Linked DNA regions of Mus musculus: region 1 is linked to region 2. Evidence: chromatin loops called from intact Hi-C (ENCODE). Cell type or tissue: gastrocnemius. All regions are shown on one strand. Links, peaks and the distances in the headings refer to the core of each region. The heading gives the core; the rest is flanking DNA.

Region 1 (2,900 bases), core at 105-2,604, 380 kb before region 2:
GATCAGCTGCTGCTGCTACCTATAGTTCACTCCTCCAGCCAGCTCTGCCTGTTGGGGGTGGGAGGTGTGTGTGAGCTCCGCCAGCCTCTGCTTCTAGGCTGACAGCTTGTTGGGAACGACTAACCCGTCTCCCTCCTTCTAGATGTACATAGCTCTGTCTTCGGTTCATGCTCTGATTCTCTGTGGGCTTCAGTTCATCTCCTGCGTCCGAGGGCAGTGGACAGGTAACTAGGACTCTATGACAATCCTGAGAGTACTGCAGTGTGGGGAAGCCAACGGAGAGCTGGGTTCCTGGATGGGAGGGAGCCTTACTCCAATAACCTGAGGTTGGCTTGTTTTGTTTTTAGGTTTGTTTGTTTGTTTGTTTTTGTTTTTTTTTAAACAGGGTCTCACTTTGTAGTCTAGGTTGGCTTTGAACTCAGGGATGATTCTTCTCCCTCAGTTTCCCAAGTGTTGGGTTAACACGTATATAAGCCACTGTGCCAGTAAAGAATTAACATTTCTTAAGATCAGAATGTGGCAGCTTCATCCCTGCCAGCCTGCTCATTTGCTGACGCCTCCCTCCCTCAGTCCATGGCTAACTTGTGATAAATCACTTCAGCTACTTGCAGACTTTTGACACAGAGGCAGGCAGGGTTGTCATTGTGGCCACGCGCCTTGCGTTTGCTTTCTGGCTAGCGTGGTTGATCCCCGTTCACAGCTGCCTTGGTGTGGCCTGATGGGGTATCCAGACAGGTGGAGTCTATACAGGCACTAGTTGGCAGCTACAGAGAGGCAAGAGGGGCTGAACTTGTTTTGTTGTTGTTGTTGTTGTTTTTTATTACATATTTTCCTCAATTACATTTTCAATGCTATCCCAAAAGTCCCCCATACCCTCCCCCCCCCACTCCCCTACCCATCCATTCCCACTTTTTGGCCCTGGCGTTCCCCTGTACTGGGGCATATAAAGTTTGCCTGTCCAATGGGCTGCTCTTTCCAGTGATGGCCAACTAGGCCATCTTTTGATACATATGCAGCTAGAGTCAAGAGCTCCGGGGTACTAGTTAGTTCATAATGTTGTTGCACCTACAGGGTTGCAGATCTCTTTAGCTCCTTGGATATTTTCTCTAGCTCCTCCATTGGGGGCCCTATGATCCATCCAATAGCTGACTGTGAGCATCCACTTATGTGTTTGCTAGGTCCCGGCCTAGTCTCACAAGAGACAGCTATATCAGGGTCCTTTCAGCAAATGCTTGCTAGTGTATGCAATGGGGGCTGAACTTGTGTGACAGTGCCTCTAGTGTAGAATGTCCCATGTAGCCACACAGTGTGTAGCCACAGGAGTGCTCTTTCAGGACATTCGCATACATCAGGGGACCCATGCACACAGCTGCTCAGATGGCTGAAGCAGGAGGCTCACAAGTTCAAAGCTAGCCAAACAACTTAGTGAGACCCTATCAAAGCAAAGAGAGGGCTGGGGTATACAGCAGAAGAAGGTAGCTGCTTGCCTGCCATTGTAAAGCTCTGGGTATAGGGGTATAGTCCCCAGTGCGGTAAGGGACTTGAGGGGAGGGGAGATTGCCAGCTGGCAGGGATGGGGAGGCTGTGTGCCAGGCAGGGCTGTGTACCAACTTCTTCAGCAGGAGGAACTCACTCCTAGGAACTGTGTGCGGTCCCTGCAGAGTAGGGCGGTTGCACACTGAGTGCCTCCCTCCCGTCTGTCCGCAGAGTGCAGCGACTTCTCTCCTCCCATAACTGTAATCCTGTTGGTCTTCCTGTGCCTTGAGGGCCTCCTGTTCTTCACCTTCACCGCAGTCATGTTCGGCACCCAGATCCACTCGATATGCAATGATGAAACAGTGAGTTGTCCTGTGTCTTCAGGGGGCGGCAGGGGCACTGTCAGCGGCAGCAGCCCATGTGGACTTGTGGTACCTCAGACCTTGGGCCCACAGGCCTGTGTATGCTGCTCTCTCCATTGGGGCAGCATAGTTCCTGGGCCCAGGATTGGTTTAAGTTGGTAAAGTAGGCAGGCTCCTGGTCAGAACTCAGTGGGTCTCAGAACCGTGAAGGTGTACCCACTCTTGCAGGCCTGGAGTAGGCGTTGCCTAACTGCAGATGAGTAGGGACGCAGCGTCGGTCCCCGTCCCCCCCCCCAAGAGGCCACTGGGCCACAAGAGCCATGCCAGGTTGGCGTGGAGGCTGACCCATGCGGATGGTGGCCCCCCCCTCCCCCTGGGCCACAGGCTGACTGTTTGCAGCACACATGTGTAGCCGTGTGCAGCCACAGTGCAGCACGCCGTGTGTAGCCGAGTGCAGCCACAGGCTGACTGTGGATCTCTTCTCATTGCTGCTCTGGCTTCTTCTGCTCCCAGGAGATCGAGAGGCTGAAGAGCGAGAAGCCCACGTGGGAGCGCAGGCTGCGGTGGGAAGGAATGAAGTCTGTCTTCGGGGGCCCTCCCTCCCTCCTCTGGATGAACCCCTTCGTTGGCTTCCGACTCAGGCGGCTGCAGATGAGGACCAGGAAAGGAGGCCCCGAGTTCTCTGTCTGAGCCTTCAGGGTGGGAATGTCTGCAGACATCCGTGCTCAGTGGCCTGCGTGCACAGCAGCCTTGTGGGCAGATGGAGCGGGCCAGCTGACGGGGCCATGAGCGGCTTCATGGACCACAGGCCACAGGCACTTGTCATTTCTCTTGTGTACTGCCAGGAGAAGCATGCAGTCCCGGGAGGCCATCGTCTCACCATCCTGACCCTTGGGATGTCGCGTGGGCACCCACGGGTGGAGTTGCTTCTCAGTCATGAAGAAAGCCAGCACAGCAGCGCTGGGAGTCCTGCTGGCCCATCCCCAGCGCACCCCCTTACCCGAAAGAAGGGGTTCCACAGAGACTCTGCCTTGGAGGCCTCTGACACCCAGCACTGAACAG
Region 2 (2,900 bases), core at 140-2,639:
TCCCAAAATGGGCTGGCCTAACCAAGTTAATTGCTGAGTTCTGCGCCTTGAGCCTGGTGGAGCTGCTTACTTCGAAGCTAGGTTCTTTTCAGAGTCAACTGAGGTGCTGAGAAGAATCTCAGAGTCCAGTGATCCACGGGTTCCCAGGGGTCAGATACAGAGTCCCAGGGGACAAATGTGGGATCTAATTCCACGCTTCATACCAAATCGCCCAGACTCACCAGGGTCTCCACCTCGTCCCTCTCCAGCGCCTTGTACCGGTGGTTCTGGCCCAAGAAGGCCAGTTTCTGCAGAAACTTGAGGCGTCTCCCCATGGTGAACTGGTGTCCAGGCTGCTCCACAGCCGGCCGTGGGGCTGGTCGCAGTCCCTGCCCGCGTCCCTGGGGCCCTAGCGAGGCCGCGGCTGCTGCGCGCCCAGGCTTCCCGGGCGGCCAGGTTGCCGGGGAGCTGTCTACCTGGTCCCCAGGTGAGCTCCGCCCCTGGGCAGGGCCCAGCAGCTCCGCCCTCTGCACGCCTGGCCCGCCCCGCTGGCGCCAGGACCCCAAACTCCAAGGGTCAGCCGCAGCGGCTCAGGAAGGATCAGGAAGCCTCTGTGTGGTCTCAGAGCTCTGATTCTTGTCCAAACCTGCCAGAGCATAAGAATCGCCTGAAAGGGAGAAAGTCCTGAGTTAAAAGCCTTACCTGGGATAGAGCAGCTCGGGGCCAGTCAAATCATCTGGCCTCTCTGAGCCACCTGGTCGCATCTGTAACTGAAATAAGAGCAGAAAGCTGAGACAGCCTTACCTACACCTATGTAGATGCGCCTTTGGGAGTACGGAAACTGGGGGTGCCACAGCCACTTGTGGAAGATATGTTTACCTGTAGAGCACACTCCTCTCTTTCTAATGATCAGAACAGCACCCCCTGTCCCAGGAAAACTGGGGATCCAGGAAAACAGTGTGATCCGGAAGGGCTCAGCACAGAGCGTGTTTGCATCGGCAGCACACTGGTACCCTGTAACGCGGAGAGGGGTGTCCTACACTTCGGGCTGCCCAGTGCGTGCTCTGGAAAGCTACAAGGAAAACCCTCTACGGGAGCCCTACTAAGCCGCTTCAATTTTCAATTTCACTCTTAAACTTGAGCGGGATTTTTTATGGCTTTTTAGGTGGACCAGGGTCCCTAGCTCCACGGAGCAGAGGTGGCCCTGGAGAAGGCTGGGTCATGCCCCATCCTGGGTTTACTTTTGACCTCTGGCAGTTGATCAACTGACTGCATATTTGTTTGTTCGACTAACCTGTCCCCTTTGCGCAAATAGTTACCACGTGCCTCACTGGCTCCCCCAGGCGGTGGCCACTGCCGTCCTAGTCAACCTGACTGGACGCTTTAGTGGGCTTCATGTCCCCCCTGCATCTTTCTCTCTTAACAAAGCCAAAGCACTTCCATCATCCTGCCGCCCATCCCCCACCACGATGCCTGCTCCCGCTGTGAGGCCCCTCCCCCAGCAGGAGACTTCACCCCGCCCCCCACCCAATCCTAAAAAAAAGGAGGGAAACTGGACTTCCTCAGCTTTGCAGTCCAGGCCACGTCCTTCCAGACATGTGTGACCTTGGGTGACTTTACCCTCCTCTCTCCACCTCAGTTTACTCCTCCGTGAGGTGAGTTGGCATCCCAGAGGAAAACAGCACCAGAGAGCTGGTTTGAGAGACTGCCTCCAAAGATGTGGACATGGCAGGAAGACAGGACCTGAGAGAGCAATAGGATGAACTGCCTACTGTGCGTGGAGGGCCTGCAGGGTAGACACTGAGAGAGTAGAGACCCACTGTGTGCAAGTGGGGGGAGCTTCAGGAGCAGAAATAGCTCTGAGTATAAGCCAGGTGTCCCCTTGTGGGCTGAGTATAAGCCCACTGGTGTCCCCTCATGGGCTGAGTCTCTGAGAGAAGGGTAAAAACATATTCTGTGGGCGCAGAAGAGAAACTTCCAGAACAAATGCCAGGACCTGCTTGCTGTTTTTGCTGGTGCGTGCTTGTGCAGAGAGAAGTCTCTGCCACTGCCTGGCACGGGCACCTGAGCTCTCAGGAGAGTCTGTGGTTCTTGTGGAGAACACGTGGGAACTTGGCTCCGTTTTCTCCTGGGTCTTCTGCAGTTTGCCTCCTGTGATTCTAAGAAAGGATGCTCTGGTGAGGAGGAGCCTCTCACCTTCCCGGGGCATTGTTGATGGCACCAGATTCCGGCTGCAGCAGCAACGGGCTGGTTAGCTAACACCTCCCCTGCGCAGCTCAGGCTCCTGGATTCCATCACCACAGCCGTGCTCCTGCTGGATGTGTGGAAGTTGGAATTTGTGGGCAGGCATGAGAATGAGCAGAATGTGAGAGGGGACACTGTGTGGTAGATGTCACGGGACACTCCCCCAAATGAAGCAGATCATGGAAAGATCAGCACGGCGACTGGAGGTGACTGGGTGGGCACACTCAGGCTTGGGAGACTAAGGTTTGCATTGTGATGAGAAAACGTAGCTGGCGGACACGCTTCTGCTAGATTTTTATTTCTGAACCCTGATCGCTGCCCTGCAGGCCACGTTCCCAGGCCTTCTCCATGCATAGCACTGTGAGCTGCGTGCGAAGTGTGCTGTTTGTAAGCTAACTCTAAGTTTGGACTTTCTGGTCCCGGGCTTTCTATTGGCAGCCATTTGATTGGACATGGAGAGAGGGGCTTTGACATTCCTTCCTTTCTGCCCCTCTGAGTCCACTCTCCCCACATTAGTGTGCCCTGCTGGCCTCTCCCCACCTCTCTCCTGCTTGATGCTGGCTTTTTGAGGCGAATACTCTCTGCCTTTCATCTTTACCTTGATCTGGAGTAAGCTGGGCTCCTGTGCAGATGTCCTCAGCATCTCTTCTTGTCTTGTCATCTGACATACCACAGTC

Evidence for each region. Hi-C counts contacts between places; a loop is a spot of excess contacts. Peaks named below come from ENCODE experiments on the same cell type or tissue, not always from the same donor. Only the 100,000 strongest peaks of a DNase experiment are listed, where the experiment ranks them.
Region 1: a loop joins it to region 2, with 2.1 times the contacts of the local background. A loop is called at or near these places in 1 of 42 quality-filtered maps.

Annotation. Positions count from the first base shown.
Region 1 is chr8:120,082,168-120,085,067 of GRCm38, reverse strand. It overlaps Zdhhc7 (zinc finger, DHHC domain containing 7), which reads left to right. Exons shown (of 8, transcript NM_133967.3): 6 at 143-224; 7 at 1,708-1,838; 8 at 2,352-2,900. The coding sequence ends at 2,528. Among named protein-coding and RNA genes, the nearest start is that of Zdhhc7, 18 kb to the left of the region's middle. In gastrocnemius, for the core only: no CTCF peak of the experiment used is centred there; a DNase peak (open chromatin) is centred at 1,589.
Region 2 is chr8:119,697,579-119,700,478 of GRCm38, reverse strand. Atp2c2 (ATPase, Ca++ transporting, type 2C, member 2) reads right to left here and starts at 470. Exons shown (of 27, transcript NM_026922.1): 1 at 222-470. The coding sequence starts at 314. In gastrocnemius, for the core only: a CTCF peak has its summit at 1,321; a DNase peak (open chromatin) is centred at 1,335; H3K4me3 peaks cover 640 bases.